2 separate regions of the Homo sapiens genome follow, and region 2 is linked to region 1. Evidence: read pairs that join two places in POLR2A ChIA-PET (ENCODE). Cell type or tissue: Panc1. All regions are shown on one strand. Each heading gives the region's core, and the rest is flanking DNA. Links, peaks and the distances in the headings are about the cores only. Region 1 holds the start of SGSM3 (small G protein signaling modulator 3). Region 2 overlaps EP300 (EP300 lysine acetyltransferase).

Region 1 (8,000 bases), core at 1-8,000:
CAGTCTTTATTCCTTGTTGCATGGATTTTGTTGTTGAGGCTTGCTCTGTCACCCAGACTAGAGTGCAGTAGCACAATCTTGGCTCACTGCAACCTCCGCCTCTCAGGTTCAAGCGATTCTCCAGCCTCAGCCTCCCAAGTAGCTGGGATTACAGGCGCCTGCCGCCATGCCTGGCTAATTTTTGTATTTTTAGACGGGATGGAGTTTTGCCATGTTGGGCGGGCTGGTCTTGAACTCCTGACCTCAAGTGATCCGCCCATCTCAGCCTCCCAAAGTTCTGGGATTATAGACATGAGCCACCACACCCAGCCTAATCTTGTTTTCTTTTTTTACTTGTTTACAGTGTAAGCAAGTGCCATTGGACAAGAACGTTGTCTGTGTCATTCCTTGTTGTATTTCCAATAGCAAGAGCACATCAGATACTTGGCAACTAGGCAGTCTTCCAGCTTCTGCCACTGCGCCCGACTTCCTTGTTGCATGGATTTATAGCTGATTGAAGCAACTGTAGCCAAAGATTGAGTTAATTACCTACCTGCCAGGAGAGCACTAGTGTTATTTAGCCCATTCTCATCCTACATATTTTTCGGCATAGATGAAAATGAAAGCTTTTGTTTATCAGATTTGCAGATGACACAAAACTGGGAGAATTAACAAGTATGTTTATTTGGTAAAATAAGTTTTCATCTCTAACCTAAATCGGCTGAAATGATGTGTCCTAAACTAGAGGAAAAAGTTAATAAAGATCAATGTAAATAAGTTAATCTTAAACTCAGTATGCACCAGAACTGAGAGAAGACTGTTTTAGGAGGTGTTAATGGTTGTCCAGTGCCCAAAAAGCCACCAGAGGCTTACTGCTCCGCACTCTTGGCATTACATTCAATTTTGGATACCCAGTCTGAGGAATAGAGATGAACTGGAGAGCCAACCTCCAAAAAGATCTTGTGGTGGAGGAATGTTAGGGCTCTTTATCCTATACAGAAGAAAACTCCTCGGCACTTCAAATATTGCCAGGTGCAGGAAGAGTGACTTGATTGTGTGTTGCCCCAAGAGACACACTGAGCTCAATACCCATTACTGAGACTGGCTTGGGGCCAGACATTGGAACCACTGAGATTAGCAACCTACACTCAATCCCCCAGGTCAGGCAGAAGCTGGAAGACTGCCTCGTTAGGAATGTTGTGAGGGAGAGGAGGCTGAATCGGTTCCAGTTTTATTTAAAAGTAGCCAGGAAATCAGGTTGCGATGATGCGCATTTACAGTCCCAGCTACTTGGGAAGCTGAGGCGATAGGGTCACTTGAGCCCAAGAGTTTAGTCCAGGCTGGGTGACAGCGAGCCCTTGTCACTTAAAGCCAACCTAAGAGAAGAGCTTATCCTTTTGGAAAAACAATAGAAGACAATTCTGAAAACCAAATTCTGAACATAGGCTAGTATAGCAAGCAAGCAGGGATAGCATAGAGCCATTTGCTCAACTTCCAGAAAGAGTTACTCTGTTCATCTCTAAAAAATCTTGAAAAGGGCCGGGTGCGGTGGTGGCTCACGCCTGTAATCCCAACACTTTGGGAGGCCGAGGCAGGTGGATCACCTGAGGTCAGGAGTTCGAGACCAGCTTGACCGACAAGGTGAAACTCCGTCTCTACTAAAAATACAATCAACCGGGCGTGGTGGCAGGCGCCTATAGTCCCAGCTACTTGGGAGGCTGAGACAGGAGAATTGCTTGAACCTGGGAGGCAGAAGTTGCAGTGAGCCAAGATCATGCCACTGTACTCCAGCCTGGGCAACGGAGCGAGACTCCATCTGAAAAAACAAAACAGAAAAAATCTTGAAAGGATACTAAGTCTGACACAAGGAAATTAAGTCATGGGACTCTGACCAGATATTCTGTCTACTTCCTTCTCTGCTATGGGCAACTTGGAGGCAGCAACTACTATCAGTTTATCTGTAATGTGAGAATTTATATTACATAACAGATACTGGGGATATAGGATACCATGGATTTTAGTTAATACATTTCCTCATAGAAAATAAGGAAATAACAGTCTTGTTCCTGTCCTAACAATTCTGTTAGACTAATGATCTCCAGTGATTGGCGATTTGACCTGGTTTCTTCCTGGACTATTTGAATGGGTGGATTTGTTGGTGCATCTCTTGTCTTCTTTCCTTTTCCATTCTCCTTTATTTTTGTATTTACATACTTGTATGCAACTTTGTAATCTGATTTTCCCATGTAACATTTTAATTTGATGGGTGGTCTGCGTGTTCACTGGAAAACATATATATATTAAATGTACATTTATGTATATATATAAAATATACATTCATATATATTATATATAATATACATTCATATATATTATATATAATATACATTCATATATCTATCTTTTATATATATATATAGACAAGATCTTGCTCTGTCGCCCAAGCTGGAGTGCAGTGGCATGACCACAGTTCACTGCAGCCTTGATTTCCTGGGCTCAAGCGATCCTCTCACCTCAGCCTCTTGAGTAGCTGGGACTATGGCACACACAACCACACGTGGTTCATTTTTTGTTGTTTTTTGTAGAGACAGGGTCTCACTCTGTTAACCCAGGCTGTTGTATTTTCTTTAAGATTGGTTTAAATTCACACGGACTCCAGCATCAGAACTACCCAGATGTCAGGTTCTGGGCAGAACTTGGGGCAACTGATGAAATGTCTGCTCAGCTGAAGTCAGACACCTGGACACTTAATGCCCTCTTTCCCTGGCTGATGCTCAGTTTCATTTAAGAACCAGGAGAGCCTGATGTTTGTAAACACAGCTTTAGTGGAAGCACGAGGGTTAGGAGTCCCTAGAAAGGTGATATGAAGCCTAGGTGGATGTGAGGGTTGGTGAGATGGGAATTGCACAGCATAGAATCTGACACAGAAGGTACTCAGAAAATTTCGTTTTCCGGCCTGGCGCGGTGGCTCACGCCTGTAATCCCAGCACTTTGGGAGGCTGAAGCGGGCAGATCATCTGAGGTCAGGAGTTCGAGACCAGCCTGGCCAACATGGTGAAACCCCGTCTCTACTAAAAATACTGTACTAAAAATACAAAAAAATTAGCTGGGCGTGGTGGCGGGCGCCTGTAATCCCAGCTACTCGGGAGGCTGAGGCAGAGAACTGATTGAACCTGGGAGGTGGAGGTTGCAGTGAGCCGAGATCACGCCACTGCACTTCAGCCTGGGTGACAGAGCGAGACTCCATCTCAAAAAAAAAAAAAAAAAAAAATTAGCAAGTTATTTGCAGCGTCTATCTCCCACCACCCTGACTGCTGGTCCACACCATACTGTCCCAAGCTTCTCAGGCTGCGGTGCAGACGAAGAAATCATCGCTATGCATGCTGGCCTTGGGATGGGGGCGCAAAGCCCCTGGACGCGCCCCGCCTAGTGGGCGGGAACGACTACAGCCCCCAGCATGACCCGCGGCCGCCCATGCCACGCCCCGCCACGCGTGCGCTTAGGCGCCGCTGAGCGCTGACTGGGTGCGAGTGGGGAAGCTGCTAACCCGACCCGGATTGGCGCTGAGGTGGCCCGTGGGGCAGGTGAGTGCGGGGCGGGAGTCAGCGGAGACCCACCGGCGCCTACAAGTTCCCCTCAGGCGGGGGCTGCGGGGCGGCTGTGGTCGGACTGTCCGACCGAGGGTCGTATGGGCCGAAGGCGCCCACGAGAGAAGCACCGCCTCGGGCCGGAGAGCCGCCGGGCCGACCTTGCTCGCGTCGCCGTTGGAATGGGGGCCGGGGACGCGGCGGGGCGGGGAGGTCGGCTGCGTCCTCCGGTGCGGCCGCCCCTAGACGGCCGAGGCCACCTCAGGTGTTCGGGGCGCCAGCCGGAATCCACCGCGCTGGCAGCCGGGAGCGGTTTTACGAAAACCGCGCCTGAGGCGGGGGGCTTTCTAAAAAGAGCCTGGCTGGCTCTGGCACCGGGACAGCTGCAGACTCCTCCTCAGGTTTAACTTGCGGTTTTCCCTTTAAGATTCAGATCCAGGTGCAGAACCCGGGCTCGGATCCAGGCCCGAGACTCGGAACACCGGTGTGTTTGCATTTTAGCACGGGGGAAACTGAGGCATACGTTAGCCAGAATCATCCGGTGTGGTTAGGACTGGAATTTTGAAAATTATTCTCATACTTAGTTTACTGACCTAGGCTCTTTTTTATTTGGAAAGAAAAATAAAGATGTTTCAAAGGTTGTTTTCAGTGACTGGGTGACTAGTGTATCTTCCAGTCTCACGCTGCACGTTTGTGGTGGGTTGATGGCTCTTTTTTGTTTTGCGGTGGGATAGAGATGTCCTGGAATGTTCTACACCTTTCTTATTCTTTCTTAGTAAATTCAAGTCAAATCAGACTCTGATTCACAAAAACTCATTTTCAACTTCGACTCGTTTACTCGTAGTTTTTGTGACAGGTTTGTGATTAGGTTTATAGGTACATATGTTTCCCGCTTTTCTTGCTCTTTTAGTTCCAATTATCTCTGCACTCTAAACAGTTGAATTACATCTTTGTTTTTACACTATTTCTGTTCTTGGTGATTAATTTGTAATTCTTCTTTTCTTTTCTTTTCTATTTTTTTTTTAAGACGGGAGTTTCGCTCTTGCCCGGGCTGGAGTGCAATGACATGATCTCGGCTCACTGCAAGCTCCGCCTCCCGGATTCAAGTGATTCTCCTGCCTCAGCCTACCGAGTAGCTGGGATTACAGGCGCCCGCCACCACGCCCGGCTAATTTGTGTATTTTTAATAGAGACGGGGTTTTTCGCCATGTTGGCCAGGCTGGTCTCGAACTCCTGACCACAGGTGATCCGCCCGTCTCGGGCCTCCCAAAGTGCTGGGATTACAGGCGTGAGCCACTGCGCCAGGCCCGATTAATTTGTAATTCTATAGATATCTTTCCTGGCTTTTGATAATCCTAAGTGAATGTAGCTTTTTCATCCCTAATTATCATAGTAGCCTGAGCTTTAGTTCTTCTCCCTGTCCCCCCCCCCTTTTTTTTTTTTTTTTTTTTTTGAGACGGAGTCTCGCTCTGTTGCCCAGGCTGGAGTGCAGTGGCGCGATCTCGGCTCACTGCAAGCTCTGCCTCCCGGGTTCACGCCATTCTCCTGCCTCAGCCTCCCGAGTAGCTGGGACTATAGGTGCCCGCCACCACACCCGGATAATTTTTTGTATTTTTAGTAGAGACGGGGTTTCACCGTGTTAGCCAGATGGTCTCGATCTCCTGACCTCGTGATCTGCCCGCCTCGGCCTCCCAAAGTGCTGGGATTACAGGCGTGAGCCACCGTGCCTGGCCCTCCCTGTCCCTTTTTAAGCGTGGAGGTGTGTGGTCTGGGAGGGGAGAGGGTGAGGTGTCTATTGATCAGATATGGGTAATAGGTTAACATAACCCATGACCAGAACATTAAAAGGCTGTAAACAAACAATTGCTTCAATATAAAAACGCATACCTCGTGAATTTGGAAACATGTCAGGTTGATAGAAAAGTGAACTCGGGTAGAACCTCACAGAAATGAACCCGACATTAGGGTGAAATATTGAGAAGGGAAGGGAGGAGATAATCATCTCTTTTATTTTACAGCCATCTTTCTATGCCTGGAGTGGATGTAGGAACAGCCTGCTGGCTCAGAAGCTTAAAAAAAGCTCTGTGTGTTTTCAGTTTTTCTCTTCTTAGTTCTCAATGAAGGTTTTGGCAGGAGCCCAAAATCTTGTACATTTGATAATTTAACATCAGTTTCATCTGCTTACTCTCCAGATAGCCTGTTATTCAGCTGGTGACGTCAGTAATTTTCCACAGCAGCCATTCATGAGCTCATGCAGACTGTCACAAGGAAATGGGAATAGCACAATGAGTGTTACAGAAGAAAAAAAGATCCTGTTTCTTTGCCATCACATATTATACACAGACTTAGGGAATCTAGACTGGAGCACAAGATATGTGGGAGGGGTTAGAACACCACTCCTACCTGTAGTAATAATCATTGAAACCACTTATTGGATGCCTTCTGCTTACCAGACACTAGTTGTCACAGGTCACTGTAAGTGACAGGGCCAGAATTTAAGTCTACCTGACTCTAAACTCTGCTCTTTTGTCTGTGCTGTACTACCTTATCAACAACTGTGTTCAAGTCTTTCTCATTCTTAAAAATATATGAAACTTTCCTGTGATCATATTTCCCTTCAAATTACTACCATTTCTCCTGCTTTTCCTTTCTAGACTTGTCCTTAAGAAGCAGACTCTACATTCTTCTCTTCCATTTACTCCTTCATTCATTGCAGTCTGACTTCTACCCTCAACTCTGTTGAAACTACTCTCATGAATTCCTCTCAACGATTTATTGAATATCTACTGTGTATATCATCTTCTAGACTTATAAAGACGGCTAAGACATGGATCTTGCCCTCAGGTAGTTTAGAGATTAATGAGAGAGGGTAGTTTATACATGTCAATGTATGTTTCCCACTGATAGGGCAGTTGTGTTTTTTGTTTTTGTTTTTGTTTTTTTGAGACATAGTCTCACTCTGTCACCAGGCTAGAGTGCAGTGGGGCAATCTCGGCTCACTGCAATCTCTGCCTCCCGAGTTCAAGCAGTTCTCCTGCCTCAGCCTCCCGAGTAGCTGAGACTGCAGGCGTGCACCACCACACCCAGCTAATTTTTGTATTTTTAGTAGAGACGAGGTTTCACCATGTTGGCCAGGATGGTCTCCATCTCTTGACCTCGTGATCCGCCCTCCTAGGCCTTCCAAAGTGCTGGGATTACAGGCGTGAGCCACCACACCTGGCCTGATAGGGTGGTTTATTTATTTTTATTTTTATTTATTTTATTTATTTATTTTTGAGACGGAGTCTCCCTCTGTCGCCCAGGCTTGAGTGCAGTGGCGTGATCTCGGCTCACTGCAAGCTCTGCCTCCCGGGTTTATTTACGCCATTCTCCTGCCTCAGCCTCCTGAGTAGCTGGGACTACAGGCGCCTGCCACCATGCCCGGCTAATTTTTTGTATTTTTTTTAGTAGAGACGGGGCTTCACCGTGTTAGCCAGAATGGTCTTGATCTGACCTCGTGATCCGCCTGCCTCGGCCTCCCAAAGTGCTGGGATTACAGGTGTGAGCCACCGTGCCCAGCCAATAGGGCGGTTTTTATAGTTTGAGAGTTGGGGAAGGAACACTTTATTGTGAAGATGTCACTGGACTGCCACCAGAGAGAAAGCTTAAATTGGTCTAGACTGTAGTGTCAAGACTGCGTGCTTAGGTATATACTTTTAGGGAAAAGCTGTATCCACTGAGAGATGACATGGTTGAAAGATACAGTATAGGCTTTAGAGTCTGACAGATCTGGTAACTGAGCTACAATTTCTTCTTTGTAATACTTGCCTGCAATGTAAGCTCTATGAAAGTAGGGGCTTTGTGTTGTTCACCACCTCACCCCCATCTCCTAGAACAGTGGTAGGTGAGCAATAAATATCTGTTGAATGGGGCCCAGTACGGCGGCTCACGCCTGTAATCCCAGCACTTTGGGAGGCCAAGGTAGAGGATTGCTTGAGCCCAGGAGTTCAAGACTGGTCTGGGCAACATGGCGAAATGCCATCTCGACCAAAAACATAAAATTGCCAGTCATGGTGATGTGCGCCTGTGGTCCCAGCTACTCGGGAGGCTGAGGCAGGAGGATTGCTTGGGCTCAGCTCAGGAGGTCGAAGTTGCAGCCAGCCATGTTTGTACCACTGCACTCCAGCCTGGGGAAGAGAATGAGACCTTGCCTCAAACAAACACATTGTACCAGTACTATCAGTAGTAGCATATGACTGAAATAACAAGGCTAGATTTTCAGTGTGGCTTATGAACTGATTTTGACAGCACCATTGTTTGAATGCTACATATATAATCACCTCCCCTTTTTGAAAATTTAGGCTTACTAATTTATGCTCACCATTTATACATGAGGAGAGATACATTCACCTCTTTTCAGTAGGCACAGTTAACTATTAACTGTCTCTTCTAATA
Region 2 (16,645 bases), core at 4,676-12,675, 750 kb after region 1:
ACCTCAAATTCCTGGACTCAAGTAATCCTCCCACCTTAGCCTCCTGAGTGGCTAGGAGTATAGCCTAGTGCCACCACACCCAGCCGACTTTATTGTTTGTAGAGACAGGGTCTTGCTGTGTTGACCTGGGCTGAAGAATTCCTCCTGCCTTGGCCTTCTAAAGTACTGAGATTACAGGTGTGAGCTACCAGGGCTGGTCTTGCACCCTGTTTTTGGTAGGGGTGGTTTGTATGGTGAAGGAGCCAGAGGCATGGTGTTGTACCCTATTCTGGCTAGACTTTGGTTAAGGAAAGCTATTCTGTAGGCTACAGGTCAAAAACTCCGCCTGTTAAAGGCCTACTTTGAGGCAGGTACTATATAGGAACTTGGTAAAAAATGGTGGATAGCCCTCTGCTTAACTGGAGCACACACTGAGTGTTCCACAAATGACAGGTCTTTTGTATCAGTTGTGTGTCTTTATGTATTACAATATTTAAAATGTTTTCTTTCCATCCTGAGTTTAGTTTGTGTGTAGATATTTTAACTGTTCTTCTAAGGAACTTGGGAATATTAATACAGCTTAATTGCATTTCTTTTTTCCATGACTGTGGATACAAACCTTTAGCTAGCAACTCATGTAATAATGGGTGTTGCACTTTTTTTTTAACAAAAAATAAAATTTTATTTCAACTATTATGCTAATTCTATAACATTATTTAGAATGTTTTTCTTTTTTTAATTATCCTTTAAGTTTTGGGATACATGTGCAGAACGTGCAGGTTTGTTACATAGGTATACATGTGCCATGGTGGTTTGCCGCACCCATCAATCCGTCATCTACATTAGGTATTTGTCCTAATGCTATCCTCTCCTAGCCCCCCATCCCCCAGCAGGCCCTGGTGTCTGATGTTCCCCTCTCTGTGTCCATGTGTTCGTATTTAACTCCCACTTATGAGTGAGAACATGCGGTGTTTAGTTTTCTTTTCCTATGTTTTCTGAGAATGATGGTTTCCAGGCTTCATCCTTGTCCCTGCAAAGGACATGAACTCATCCTTTTTTATGGCTGCATAGTATTCCATGGTGTATATGTGCCACATTTTCTTTATCCAGTCTGTCATTGATGGGGGGTGTTGTACTTTCAATCCCTTTTTTCCTTGGTCTTATTTTAGGTATAGTTCTTAAGTGTTTAAGTTTGTTGATATAACCAAATATCCCCTCAATTTAAAAAATCTATAAAATGGTTTTAGTATGACCTAAAAAACTACCATACAAATAGTATATATATAGGGCTGTGTGTGGTGGCTCACACCTGTAATCCCAGCACTTTGGAAGGCCAATGCAGACAGATAGCTTCAGCTCAGGAGTGTAAGACCAGCCAGGTCAACATGGCAAGCTCCGCCTCTACTAAAAATACAAAATTTAGCTCGGTGTGGTGGTGCGCACTTGTAGTCACAGCTACTTGGGAGGCTGAGATGGTAGAATCACTTGAACCTGTGGATAGAGGTTACAGTAAGCCAAGATCGCGCACCACTGCACTCCAGCCTGTGCAACAGAGTAAGACCCTGTCTCAAATAAATAGAAAAACATGGAGTGAGGTTGGGAAATGACATTTAATGCTTATTGAGAACAATATAGAGCAGTTTTTTATTTTGGTTTTGTCATACTTTGACCTTTGTCTTTTCCCTTTGCTTTTAGATTTTGGCTCTCTATTTGACTTGGAGCACGACTTACCAGATGAATTAATCAACTCTACAGAATTGGGACTAACCAATGGTGGTGATATTAATCAGCTTCAGACAAGTCTTGGCATGGTACAAGATGCAGCTTCTAAACATAAACAGCTGTCAGAATTGCTGCGATCTGGTAGTTCCCCTAACCTCAATATGGGAGTTGGTGGCCCAGGTCAAGTCATGGCCAGCCAGGCCCAACAGAGCAGTCCTGGATTAGGTTTGATAAATAGCATGGTCAAAAGCCCAATGACACAGGCAGGCTTGACTTCTCCCAACATGGGGATGGGCACTAGTGGACCAAATCAGGGTCCTACGCAGTCAACAGGTATGATGAACAGTCCAGTAAATCAGCCTGCCATGGGAATGAACACAGGGATGAATGCGGGCATGAATCCTGGAATGTTGGCTGCAGGCAATGGACAAGGGATAATGCCTAATCAAGTCATGAACGGTTCAATTGGAGCAGGCCGAGGGCGACAGAATATGCAGTACCCAAACCCAGGCATGGGAAGTGCTGGCAACTTACTGACTGAGCCTCTTCAGCAGGGCTCTCCCCAGATGGGAGGACAAACAGGATTGAGAGGCCCCCAGCCTCTTAAGGTAAGTACAGTTTTGGTTTGTGTGCACAATCGGCATGCATGTGAGTATTGTCATGATGGATGGAGGGTTTGCCTTACATTGTATAGCAGTTTCCACTATTACACGCCAGGAATTTACTGTGCTGTCATAAGTTTTAAGAAGTGCCTGTATTTAAGTAAAACGTTTATTTTACAGCTGGTATTCTATAACTTCATACTTCCAAATGATTGCTGGCTAATGCTGGTTCTCTCTGGCACAAGTATTGGAATGTTTTTATCTCATTTCCAAGTCCAGTTTAGCCTTGTAGCCTCCTTATAAAATTACAGTTTTGAGATGGCTGGCATTACACTGTCTTCAGATGGATACTCCATTTGTTCCTATTGCTTTGAATGTCCCTGGTTTTCAAGAGATACATTTATTCTGAGAAATGTATTAACTGTTATTTTTCTTTATTGGTTGATGGAAATTAAGGTGCATTTGTTCATGTGAAACCTCAACAGTGTAGATGTTTCAGTGAACCAGAACTTGGCCAAAGACTTCTGTTAGCTTTATTAACTAGAGAATGCTAAGTATATTAAAAATATTTTAAACTTTTAAATGTGGATCCTGTATACATAAATAAGGCATAATCACACATACTTTAGTGCTTATTTCTTCATATTTTTCTTTACATATTTTATCTGTTTTTCTTAAAATGGGATCACACTATGGTTGCCAGTGCCTGGCATGTAGTTCGTTTTTGTTGAATGAGAGATGGCTTCACTTCGAAGATGAAATTGGAGATAGGTACGATTTTCACAAGGAGTCAAGAGCAAGCTTTCTCTGTAACAGGAATAATTTGAGCAGACATCAGGACTTCTGTGTTCCTGAGAATCTTGGGTGCAGTGGCTCATGCCTGTAATCCCAGCACTTTGGGAGGCCAAGGCTAGAGGATCGCTTGAGCCCAGGAGTTAAGAGACCAACCAGGTAGCATTGACCCCATCTTCTATTTAAGGGGAAAAAAAAAAAAAGAACCTTGATGGTGACAGAGAATGCAAGTGTGAATTGAAGACAGATGGACAAACTTGTGTTGGGGGGAACTGAGGTGACATGTAGGAATTCAAAAACCTTAAATTTTTTTTTGCTGCGAGAATATTGACAAGTTAGGATTCTGTTTTAGCATTCCTTTGTAGATTCTCCCTTTCTGCCCCTCACCCCCGCCACCTTTTTTTTTTTTTTTTGAGACAGGGTCTTACTCTGTCACCCAGGCTGGAGTGCACTGGCCTAATCATGGCTTACTGCAGCCTCAACCTACCAGGCTTAAACAGTCTTCTCGCCTCAGCCTCCTGAGTAGCTGGAACTGAAGGCACATACCACCATGCCTGGCTTATTATTATTTTTTTTTTTTTTTTTTTTTTTTTTAAGAGATGGGGTCTCACTATGTTGCTCAGGCTAATCTCAAACTCCTCTTGGGCTCAAGTGATCCTCTTGTCTCAGCCTCCCAAAGTGCCAGGATTACAGGTGTGAGCCACTGCACCCATCCTCTGACACTTTTAGATTGCCGTGTCAGTGTAGTTTACTTAGAATATTTGGAGTGAGAACCAAAAACAAGGTAAATTATTAAGTACCTCTTCTAGGATCTAGGAACATAGCTATGAAGAGAGAAAGTCCTTGCCACCGATGTTTATATTCTGTTACGGAGAGGAGGGATGACTTACAATAAACCCTCACTGGTGGACAAAATACTTTAGGGTTAAAGTAGTGAATGAACTTATTTTATGTAACCTACTTTCTACTGTGCACATAAGATATAAATTTTAGAGTATGCCAGGTAAGTGCTATGGAGAAAAATAAGGAAAGGCTCATTGACATCTGCTTGGGGGTGTGGGACTATTATGGTTATAATCTTAATTTCTTTCAGAAACTGGGTTTATATAGAAGTGAGCAAAACAAAAATCCCTGTCCTTGTGGAGCTTGTATTTTGATGAGAAGGAGGAATTCAAATTTTAAACTTCTGTTAAACGATATTTTATTTCCTTATTTGATTTTTATTTTGAGACCGAGTCTTGCTGTTGCCCATGCTGGAGTGCAGTGGCGTGATCTTGGATCACTGCAACCTCTGCCTCCCGGGTTCAGGCAGTTCTCCTGCCTCAGGCTCCAAGTAGCTGGGACCACAGGCATGCGCCACCAAGCCTGGCTAATTTTTGTATTTTTAGTAGAGAAGGAGTTTCACCATGTTGCCCAGGCTCGTTGTGAACTCCTGACCTCAAGTGATCTGCCCACCTCGGCCTCCCAAAGTGTTGCCACCGCACCTAGGCCTATTTTCTTATTTTAAATGAATCCACCTATATTGATATTTTGTAGAGTACTTATATCAGTGTTTGACAAATGAGGGAGCTTTAAATGTTTAATAAATTTAACAAATGTTTTAAGTTATGTAGGTTTAGGATAAGATAACCACTTAAGGCTGGATGCAGCGGTTCACACCTAGAATCATTCCAGACCAGCCCCAGCAACATAGTGAGACCCCCATCTCTACCAAAAACAAAAAATTATCCTTGTGTCGTGGCACACCCACGCCAGCAGTTGCCCTTCCACTGTACCAAGTCCTAAAATTATCTTGTAGAGCGAATTATACTCATTACATTTCTTAAACTCCTAAGACTTGTGATATTTAAGAATTAGGATTTAAGGTGTAAGAAAGTTTTCAGTAAGATTTGATGACTGTAACCCTGTTGGCAAATGACATCAGCTTTTGCACACCGTTCTTGTCATGGATGAATCTGTGGTTCAGGAGGTGCAGGCAGGTGGTGACATTACTACTACAGCTGTCTTCCAAAAGTCTGACCTATGGTGATTTATAGGAAGAAACTTGGATCATACTGCCTTTTACCCCAATCTTTAGATTCAGCATAAACTAATCAAAGCCAGAATGTTTTAAGTTACTTTTGTTTTTGAGACAGGATCTCTTCCTATCACCCAGGCTGGAGTACAGTGGCACCATCACAGCTCACTTGCAGCCTTGATCTCCCAGGCTTACGCGATCCTCCTACCTCAGACTCCTAAGTAGCTAGTACTACAAGGACTGTCATGCCCTGCCAGTTATTTTTATTTTTGTTGAGACAGGGTCTCACTATGTTGTCTTGGCATCAAGCAATCCACCTGCCTTGGTCTTCCAAAGTGCTCAGATTACAGACAGGGGCCACTAAGCCTGGCCACATTTTTTTCAAGAAGAAAAAATAGGCATGGCTCAGTAGTTCACATCTGTATTCCTACCGCTTTGGGAGGCTGAGGCAGGAGGATCTCTTGAAGCCAGAAGTTCGAGATGTGCCTGGGCAACATAATGAGACCCCATCTCTACTTTTCTTTTTTCTTTTTTCTTTTTTTTCAAAAAAGAAAGAATAGTTGTCTGCAGGACGCATTTCTTGTAGCTGCCTAGAACTTTGTGTGGCTTCCTCACCCTCTCCTTTTTAGTTTAGGTAGCTATTTGTATGGTGGTGGGTAATTGGACATCTGGAGCATATTAGCTATGGAGAAAGAAACAAGATCAAATAACTATAGTGTAGCAGAAATTAAGTACAAAATCTTCCTTATTACATTTAGTGTGGGGAGTAAAGAAGCAGGGCTCAGGAGATAGAAGGGGCAGTGATCTGGAGGTTGGTTGGTATTTTATTTTCTAATTCCTCAGCAGATCTGTGTGGGAGATGGAAAAACAAAAGCTAGAGAATCTTTTTTGGTCACAGTGACCAAAAGTGTCAGGAAGAAATTACTGCCAGCTGATCAGCAATCAGTGTAGTCTGTGTATTTAAACCCATAGTCTGCCATAGAGGAGCTTGGAGTTTCCAGGTAATGCATCGTGATCAAGGGAACAAGCAGTGTCAGGAATTGGTTGAAATTCAGTTGGTCTAGGCAGGCAAGGCATGCAATCATGAAGGACCAGATTGTTTGGGGAAATATTTGGATAAAGACATTACATTTATTAACAAGAGACAACAACACAGCTTAGAAATTCCAACATTTTGTTGATTCAGATAATAGGACTCTTGAGGGCATAATTTATTGTCTTAGTCTTTTATTGTTTGTCATGCGGGTTCTGTGATAGAATGACTTTCATACTATATCTATCATGAATTTTCATGCTAATAAGAAACAGGTTAAACAACTCCCCCATGTATAGGTATGGATATTATTGGAGCCACATAGGATAAATACTAGTAGTTTAAAAAAAACATAGGTAGCAGCAGCACTTGCAGTCAGATTTGTAACTACCAAAAGTAGCCTGGACTTGATTTAAACCTGTTTCTGCATTCTATTGCCCCTGCAATCTTTTGGCCATATTTACATAGAATCAAGAAGGTTTTTTTCTTTCTTCTTCTTCTTTTTTTTTTTTTTTTTTTTTTTTGGAGACAGAGTTTCGTTCTTGTCGCCCAGGCAGGAGTGCAATGGCCCAATCTTGGCTCATTGCAACCTCTGCCTCCCAGGTTTAAGTGATTCTCCTGCCTCAGTCTCCCGAGTAGGTGGGATTGCAGGTGTGTGCTACCACGCCCAGATAATTTTTGTATTATTAGTAGAGACAGGGTTTTACCATGTTGGCCAGGCTGGTTTCAAACTCCTGACCTCAGGTGATCCATCCACCGCCACCTCTCAAAGTGCTGGGATTACAGGCGTGAGCCACCGTGCCCGACCAAGAAATTATCTTCTCTGAATGCTTCTCATTTCAGGCCACCTCATTCTTTTATGCTTCCATCAAACTGCCACTTGTAAATTACTTGTAAATCATTCTTGTAAATTACTTACCTTAGTCTCTGAATTTCATCTGGAAAATGAAAATGTTCTTTAACTTTTTTTTTTCATTTTTTGGTAATAGTATAAAGAAGATTAATTTACATTTTTTTGTTTTTTTTAATAGAGGCAAACTGCTGAACCAAAAAAGATGTCATATTCATAGATTTGCAGAGTATAGATATTGCATATGATTTAAAGAACGAATTTTAGGCCAGGCATGGTGGGAGATGCCTGTAATCCCAGCACTTAGGCAGAAGGATTGCTTGAGGCTAGGAGTTCAGTCAACTCCTGGGCAACATCTCTACAAAAATAAAAACAAAAATTAGCTGGGCATGGTGGTGCAAGCTTGTAGTCCCATCTGCTTGGGAGGCTGAGATGGGAGAATTGCTTGAGCCCAGAGGTTGGGAATTATAATGAGCTATGATAATGCAACTGCACTCCAACCTAGGCAACAGAGTGAGACCCTGTCTTTTTATATAAAAAGTAAAAGAAAAATTTTATTAAGAGCTTTGTACCTGTCCAAAACAGATGCTTCACAGAGGTAGTAACATTTGAAATTACAAGGATGAGTAGAATCTGCAGGTGTTTCTTAGTTAGGTTGTACTATCTAAGGAACCAACAGAAAATGCCTCTCTGTGAACTTGGTGTTTATTTCCAGGTTGGCATTAAGGAGTCAAATAGGAAAGAAAATGTGCTACTGTTCAGTTGTAGGGAAAGGGAAAAGCTTGAGGCAAATGCTGGAGGCTCAAGGAGCGTGATACTTTCAGACTTTAAGAAATCAGTACAGGAAATATATAAGATACCATAGATAGGTAGTCAGACTTCATAAAGGCTTTGGTATACGTACTGTGGGGTTGATTTTTTTCTTTTATAGAGGCAGGTGAAAACAGAAGACAGGCAAACCTGTTGTCCACAGTCTGTACAAGCACTGTGATAGGTTTGAGTTAAGACAGTCACAGTAGGTAGGAATACATGGGAAGGGTTTTAGTGTCTATGTGTGCTTTTAGAGGTAGAATTGAAGGACCCTTTGATTGGTCTTAGCAGACAGAAATCTGGTATGAATCCTTTAATTGGGCAGTAGCTATAGTATCTTGAGTTATTCTGAGTGTTTGCTCAATGTTTCTAGTAGTGATGATGACTTGTAGTTGGGATCCTATGTGTAATTTGGCAGAAGAGGACGGTGGCTTCAAACTTTGTTTGGGATATAAAGTTGACCCCATTTTGAATTATTTTAAAATAATTTGAAAGATTAATGAAAATGCATTTTTATAACTTTCATTATTAGTAAAACGTTTGACTTTAGAATAATGCTGTTTTTCAATTAATTATTATTATAGTATAATGGCTCCAGGTGAACTTAACATAAATATAGAACATAAACTACTTTTTAAAGTACAGAGGGAGCCGGCACAGTGGCTAACGCCTGTAATCCCAGCACTTTGGGAGGCCGAGGTGGGCAGATCACTTGAGGTCAGGAGTTCAAGGCCAGCCTTGCCAACATGGCGAAACCCCGTCTCGACTGAAAGTAAAAAAATTAGCTGAGTATGGCGGCGCACGCCTGTAGTCCCAGCTACTCAGGCTGAGGCAGGATAACCGCTTGAACCCAGGAGGCAGAGGTTGCAGTGAGCCGAAATTGCACCACTGCGCCCCAGCCTGGGCGACAGAGCGAGACTTTGTCTCAAAAACAGAGAAGTACATAAGGGTTGCAAAGTCAAATGACTTGAAGGGCCAAGCAGGTGACTTAGCAGGTGACTTAATAGAGCAGCTAGGTTTAAAACAGCAAGGAATAGTGTGGAGTCTGGACTTCCGCATGCTCTATGTAAAGGAGTCAGAATCAGAAGTTTTAAAAAACACTGTCATCAGTGTCCCTACACAAAAAAGGACATATTCCCAAACCATCAGTTTTCTACTTTTTATACAAACAAAATACAGGAATAATTATTCAAATGAGGCCAAGCATGGTGGTTCACGCCTATAATCGCAGCACTTTGGGAAGCTGTGGTGGGAGGATTGCTAGAGCCCGGGAATTTGAGACCAGCCTGGGCAACATGGCAAGACCCTGTCTCTATTTTTTAATAGTCAAAAAAAAGAAGAAGAAGAAAACATTCAAATGCTTGAACATGACAAAGGGGTTAGATGGCTTATTAAGTTGAATTCGCCATGTAGCATCATGTGTGACGTAATGGAAATGAATGGCAAACCTTGTTTAACAGAATTAAATGAAGATGATTAAAAGTATTTCTAAAACATCTTTATTTCAAATATTTATGAAAATAACTCTGTACATTTACCATACCCAAGGCCCCTAAATCTTAATTTTGATCTTAATCTTGAAAATGTATTGTTGTTAGCATACTTTGTATAGTGGGTTTTTTTTGTTTGTTTGTTTTTGAGACAGGGTCTCACTCTGTTGCCGAGGCTGGAGTGCAGTGGCCTGATCATGGCTTACTTGCAGCCTCAACCTCCCAGGCTCAGGTGATCCTCCTACCTCAGCCTCCTGAGTAGCTGGGACCACAGGCACATGCCACCACATCCAGCTTTTCTTTCCTTTTTTTTTTTTTTTTTTTTTTTTGAGATGGAGTCTCACTCTGTCGCCCAGGCTGGAGTGCAGCGGCGTGATCTCGGCTCACTGCAAGCTCCGCCTCCCGGGTTCACTCCATTCTCCTGCCTCAGCCTCCCGACTAGCTGGGACTACAGGCGCCCGCCACCACACCCGGCTAATTTTTTGTATTTTTAGTAGAGACGGGGTTTCACCATGTTAGCCAGGATAGTCTCTATCTCCTGACCTCATGATCCTCCCGCTTCGGCCTCCCAAAGTGCTGAGATTACAGGTGTGAGCCACTGCGCCCGGCTGTTTTTTGGGGTTTTTTTTTTGTATTTTGGTACCGATGGGTTTTCACCATGTTCCCCAGGCTGTTGTCAAACTCCTGACCTCAAGAAACCCTCCTGCCTTGGCCTCGCAAAGTGGTGGGATTACAGGTATGAGTCGCCAGGCCCGGCCACTTGGTTTTTTGCCATCATGGCTCCCTACAACCTCTACCTCCCAGGCTTCACTGATAATCCCACTTTAGCCTTCCAATTAGCTGGGACTATAGGCTTGCGCCACCATGTCCAGATTTTTGTATTTTTTAGTAGAGATGGGGTTTTGTCACGTTGCCCAAGCTGTAGTGTCTTTTCTAATAGAAGCTGAGAATTTCCTTTGAAACTGTCTTTGTGAACTTGGAAGTGAAATCAGAAAAGGAATAATAATGTCTTAAATTTTATTGCTTATTTTGTTTTCTTTTGTTTCTTACTCTTAGATGGGAATGATGAACAACCCCAATCCTTATGGTTCACCATATACTCAGAATCCTGGACAGCAGATTGGAGCCAGTGGCCTTGGTCTCCAGATTCAGACAAAAACTGTACTATCAAATAACTTATCTCCATTTGCTATGGACAAAAAGGCAGTTCCTGGTGGAGGAATGCCCAACATGGTGAGTACTAATCCATTACAGACTTGTTTTCAAACTGGCATTTTGACAAAAGAATTGTGTTAAACTTTCACCCTTCTGTTATATATGCTGGGATTTGTACCCACTAGGAGCCTAAATTGATATGTACTTGATGATCCCTGTGAGGAGGCTTGTGCTTCCTTTCCATTTCTCTGTTTTTTTTGTTCCATGTGGTTATTGATCAGTGAGCATGTTGATCCAAACAGGAGTAAGTGAACTGCTACAATGAAGTTTTAGGGGCCTGCCATTCAGCAACTTGGTCTTGTGAGCGTTTCCATACGATACGAAAGCGGAACCTTTCACTTTTGGGGGAAGGAATCTCTGGCAAAGGATCCGAACTCTCAGTGACCATATTTACCAATATTATTTGATTCTACTACACCCAAGTAAATTCCCTCTCAAAAGTAATGTATTGTTTTAAACAGCAATTTTTGTTAAATAAAATTTTCAGGAACTTCTAGTGTTATTTTTGTACAGTCAAACTACTAGTAGTAAATGTGTCTGCATTCAACTTTGGAAAAACATTGTCTGAAAAAATCCTCTTTCAGATGTTTTAGTTTTGTCCTTTGTGTCATTATGTTTATGGACTGCCTATATTTGAGATACTCTGCCAAGTACTGGAGTTATACAGATGAATGAAACATGTCATCTCTGTCCCGAGAAATGTTCACTTTTTTTTTTTTTTTTTTTTTTTTTTTTTTTTGAGACGGAGTTTAGCTCTTGTTGCCCAGGCTGGAGTGCAGTGGTACGATCTCGGCTCACTGCAACTTCTCCCTCCTGGTTTCAAGCAACTCTCCTGCCTCAGCCTTCTGAGTAGCTGGGATTACAGGCATGTGCCATCATGCCCGGCTAACTTTGTATTTTTAGTAGAGACAGGGTTTCTCCATGTTGGTCAGGCTGATCTCGAACTCCCGACCTCAGGTGATCCGCCTGCCTCGGCCTCCCAACGTGCTAGGGTTACAGGCGTGAGCCACCGCGCCCGGCCTGAAATCTTCACTTTTTAATTTAAAAAACTAAATTTATCCCAGAGTTTAGAAAAACTAGTTTTTCACCAACCCGAAAGACCCCTCTGCTGAGTCTCTTGAGGAGTTCTTCATTGCTCTTTAAAACCTAATTTGGGTGTGCTTTTAACTACAGACACCCTCTCACCCTTCCCTCTCCCGCTGGAGTTTACCATGTCCTTCTCTCTGCTTTTGCTCTCTGTGTATTATACATACTTATATCACTTCGTAATGTCATTTTTTTTCTTATTAAATTGAGCTTCTTAAAGGTAGGAGCCATGGTTTATGCATTCCCTGTGTCAAAAAATGGAGTCTGGCTTATAGTAGACTAACCATAAAGGTTTTCATTGAAAATATCCACATCTCTATTTATTAAGAAATAGCACATTATGACTCCTACCATTAAATATATTGTTATATCTCTCAGGGTCAACAGCCAGCCCCGCAGGTCCAGCAGCCAGGCCTGGTGACTCCAGTTGCCCAAGGGATGGGTTCTGGAGCACATACAGCTGATCCAGAGAAGCGCAAGCTCATCCAGCAGCAGCTTGTTCTCCTTTTGCATGCTCACAAGTGCCAGCGCCGGGAACAGGCCAATGGGGAAGTGAGGCAGTGCAACCTTCCCCACTGTCGCACAATGAAGAATGTCCTAAACCACATGACACACTGCCAGTCAGGCAAGTCTTGCCAAGGTAAGTGGACCCACAGGGTTACTGTACTTAGCAATTTTTACAGCCAGGGAGAAGAAGGAAAATGTGATCAAGTCTATTTTGTGGTGATGGATATGTTTAATACCTTAATTGTGGTGATGGTGTCTGTATGTACAAAGTCACCAAAATGTATACATTAGACCAGGTGTGGTGTCTCACACTTACAATCCCAGCACTTTGGTAGGCCAAATGGGGAGGATTGCTTGAGGCCAGGAGTTTGAGACCAGCCTGGACAACATAGCAAGACCTCGCCGGGCATGATGATGCACCTGTAGTCCTAGCTGAGGGACTAAGAAGGCTGAGGAAGGAGGATTGCTTGAGCCCAGGAAGTCAAGGCTGCAGGGGGCTATGATTGCGCCACTGTACTCCAGCCTGGGTGACAATGTGAGACCATGTCTTTAAAAAAGGTTGGGCGCAGTGGCTCATGCCTGTCATCCCAGCACTTTGGGAGACTGAGGTGGGCAGATCACTTGAGGTCAGGAGTTCAAGACCAGCCTGGGCAATATGGTGAAACCTCGTCTCTACAAAAAAATACTAAAGAAAATCAGCCAGATGTCTGGGTGTGTTCCTGTAGTCCCAGCTACTTGGGAGATTGAGGTGGGAGGATGGCTTGAGCCCAAGAGGGCAGGGGTTGGTGTGATTCGACATCATACCACTGCACTCCAGCCTGGACGATAGAACCAAACCCTGTTTCAAAAAAAAAACAGTGTACATATGTGTAATTTTTTAAAATTATTTTATTTTATTTATTTGTTTTTTGAGACAGAGTCTCGCTCTGTTTCCCAGGCTGGAGTGTGGTGGCACAATCTCGGCTCACTGCAAACTCCACCTTCCAGGTTCATGCCATTCTCCCGCCTCAGCCTCCCAAGTAACTGGGACTACAGGCAGGCGCCTACCACCATGCCCGGCTAATTTTTTGTATTTTTAGTGGAGACGGGGTTTTACCGTGTTGGCCAGGATCGTCTCAATCTCCTGACCTTGTGGTCCACCCGCCTTGGCCTCCCAAAGTGTTAGGATTACAGGCGTGAGCCACCACGCTTGGCCAATATGTGCAATTTAAAAAATATTTATACCCCAAAGCATTTAGAAAATTCCATTGTCTAAATGCATCATCACAGTTAACTCACTCGGTAAAGGTCGTCTTGGCTGCGTCCATTCTGTGGCAATTACGAATAAAGCTGCCATAAACAAAATCAATTTTGAGACTCCTTTACTGATAGTGACGTTATTTTAGGAAATGATAAAAACACAGTTTTTTTTTTGAGATGGAGTCTCGCTCTGTCGCCCAGGCTGGAGTGCAGTGGTGTGATCTCAGCTCACCGCAAGCTCCGCCTCCTGGGTTCATGCCATTCTCCTGCCTCAGCCTCCCGAGTAGATGGGACTACAGGCGCCCGCCACCATGGCGGCTAATTTTTTTTGTATTTTTGGTAGAGACGGGGTTTCACTGTGTTAGCCAGGATGGTCTCTATCTCCTGACCTCGTGATCCGCCCGCCTCGGCCTCCCAAAGTGCTGGAATTACAGGCGTGAGCCACCGCGCCCGGCCAAAACACACTATCGTTTTTGTGAGCAAGTATCTAAGGATGTGAGAAGAGAATAAATTTTAAAGGTCTTCCCATGTGGTGATCCTCATAGACTTTGATTTTTATTTGCCCTAGCATAGCATACTTTAAATGTTATTGAGGGTTTGCTAACTGTCATGTAGGCAAGTGTTCAATTTAATACAATTTACTGCAGTCATTTTTACCCGATCTAATACAATTTGTATGAAGTCATTAAAAAGTGTTCTTATAGGCATGTGTGTCATAACATTGGTTTAGAGTACATTTGCTTAGAATAAAGTAGGTTGTGTATAGCATGGTGAAAAATGAGGGCTCTTAAGCCAGACTGCTTGAGGTTGAATCTCACTTTGAGTACTCTGTGACTTTGTGCAAATTGCTTACCCATTCTTTTTGCCTTTCTTGACTGTGAATTCTGAGTATTAATAGGAGCTACCTTATAGGGCTGTTAGGAAGATGAAATAAGTTAATGCATTTATGTTACTTATTAAGTGGTCAACAAGTTAGCTATTATTAATGTAAAAACATTAACCTGCTCTTGAAAAAATATGTTTTCTTCTCTTTAGTGGCACACTGTGCATCTTCTCGACAAATCATTTCACACTGGAAGAATTGTACAAGACATGATTGTCCTGTGTGTCTCCCCCTCAAAAATGCTGGTGATAAGAGAAATCAACAGCGTAAGTGATGAAATCTTTTGAAGGTTTATATGAAAAGTTTTAAAGTCTCACCAGTGCCATTTATAGTACTACTTGATTATGTGAGGGACCTGTGGTGTTGTACTATGTTGAATAAATGTTTTTTTCCCTTTTAATTTTTCTGCTTCCCTAGTGCATAGAATTGAACTGCTTAGGGAGTTTGAGGCTGCAGTGAGCTATGGTCATGTTACTGCGCTCCAGCCTGAGTGATGGAGTGAGAACCTGCCTCAATTAAAAAAAAAAAAAAAAGAAAGAAAAAACAGTGCAGTGGCTCATGCCTGTCATCCCAACAGTTTTGGAAGCCAAGGCAAGAGGATTCCCAGGAGTTCAAGACCAGCCTAGGCAACTTAGCAAGACCTTGTATCTTCCAAAAACTTTAAAAATTAGTTGTGTGTGGTGTGCCTGGCTGAGATGAGAGGATTGCTTGAATCCAGGAGGTGGAGGCTGTAGTGAGCTATGATTGTGGCACAGCAGTCCAGCCTGGGTGACACAAGGATACCCTGTCTTTAAAAAAAACAAAACAAAACAAAACAAAAAAAACAACTGAACACTGCTTAACATCCAAAATAAGATCCAGGAACTCTCAATACTTATTATTTATACAAACAGCAATAGGTAAATTTATGTTCTGCTTTGAACCTATGAAAATTTAAAGACCGTTGCTTTGGCATTGGGCAAGTTATTCTTTTATACTATACTTGTGATCTAAACGTTCCAGGTACTTGGAAATTATTTTAAAAAGAAAAAATATGAGATTATTTTTATAATATTGGGATATAGAAGAGCTTTTTTTTTTTAAGAGAAAAGACGAGATTAACACTTTAAAATTGTAACTACCACATCTCTATAGCAACAAAAATTTAAGCTTTTAGGGTTAAAGGACAAATTTGGGAAGTATTGTACAGCATTTGAAAATGGAATTAAATTTTATAACAAGAATTGGGAATAGAAAATAGACAATTCACCAGAGACGGGAGGAGAGAGGGGAACTCCCAATATAATTCACTATTAAGAAGAGAAATAAGGTATCGTTTCTCTCCTGTAGTGTAGGCAGAAATGATGCTGCCGGGTGTTGGCAGTTGAATGGCTCCAAAGCATTCATACAGTGTTGGTCGGAACATTAATAAAGCCCTTTGGGAAGGCTATTGGGCATTCAGAATCAAAAGCCTTTTATACCAGTGGTCCCCTTTACCAATCAGTTCTGCATCTAGAAATTTCTTCCAGGAAATAATGGAAGACAAGATCCACATACTCAGATGTTTCATAATCACGTAACAATAATTTTGTGGGGTTTTTTATTAGACATGTTAGTCTTTTTTTTCTCACCAGCATTAATTTGTAATACTATATCTTTTGTCTTCTCTAGCAATTTTGACTGGAGCACCCGTTGGACTTGGAAATCCTAGCTCTCTAGGGGTGGGTCAACAGTCTGCCCCCAACCTAAGCACTGTTAGTCAGATTGATCCCAGCTCCATAGAAAGAGCCTATGCAGCTCTTGGACTACCCTATCAAGTAAATCAGATGCCGACACAACCCCAGGTGCAAGCAAAGAACCAGCAGAATCAGCAGCCTGGGCAGTCTCCCCAAGGCATGCGGCCCATGAGCAACATGAGTAAGTTTGTGTCATCCTAATAACATGGTATTGGTTGTGTCAGTAAATGACATCTATAAACACAGTGTTGTTAGCTCCTTTTTATTTTTTCTGCTACATGATTTTTTAAGTAATTTTTTAAAGATTACAGTGTAAAAGGTCCCTTACAGTTCATCTACGAGAGGTAACTGCCACTGGTTTGTATCTTCCTTGATCCTTTTTTGCATTATATGAGTTCAGATTTGCAGAAATGAGATCCCATATGTTATTCCACAACAAACTTTGATTAATACTGTGTAGACGGGCCGGGCATGGTGGCTAACACCTGTAATCCCAGCACATTGGGAGGCCAAGGTGGGTGGATCACAAGGTCAGGAGTTTGAGACCAGCCTGACCAACATAGTGAAACCCCGTCTCTACTAAAAATACAAAAATTAGTAGGGTGTGGTGGTGCGTGCCTGTAATCCTAGCTACACGAGAGGCTGAGACAGGAGAATGGCTTGAACCTGGGAGGCAGAGGTTGCAGTGAGCTGAGATTGAGCCAT

What was found. ChIA-PET counts read pairs that join two places held together with the same protein. Peaks named below come from ENCODE experiments on the same cell type or tissue, not always from the same donor. Only the 100,000 strongest peaks of a DNase experiment are listed, where the experiment ranks them.
Region 2: POLR2A ChIA-PET joins it to region 1 with 14 read pairs; 2 of 35 experiments call an interaction of 5 or more read pairs at or near these places.

Annotation. Positions count from the first base shown.
Region 1 is chr22:40,367,126-40,375,125 of GRCh38, forward strand. It overlaps ADSL (adenylosuccinate lyase), which reads left to right. Exons shown (of 13, transcript NM_000026.4): 13 at 1-2,242. It overlaps SGSM3 (small G protein signaling modulator 3), which reads left to right and starts at 3,469. Exons shown (of 22, transcript NM_015705.6): 1 at 3,469-3,563. RefSeq lists an enhancer at 3,155-3,364 and silencers at 3,515-3,624, 3,685-3,854. In Panc1, for the core only: no CTCF peak of the experiment used is centred there; a DNase peak (open chromatin) is centred at 3,365; H3K4me3 peaks cover 1,564 bases; H3K27ac peaks cover 1,508 bases.
Region 2 is chr22:41,115,513-41,132,157 of GRCh38, forward strand. EP300 (EP300 lysine acetyltransferase) reads left to right here. Exons shown (of 31, transcript NM_001429.4): 2 at 1,675-2,309; 3 at 10,352-10,528; 4 at 11,975-12,236; 5 at 14,378-14,491; 6 at 15,876-16,121. Among named protein-coding and RNA genes, the nearest start is that of EP300, 31 kb to the left of the region's middle. In Panc1, for the core only: no CTCF peak of the experiment used is centred there; no DNase peak of the experiment used is centred there.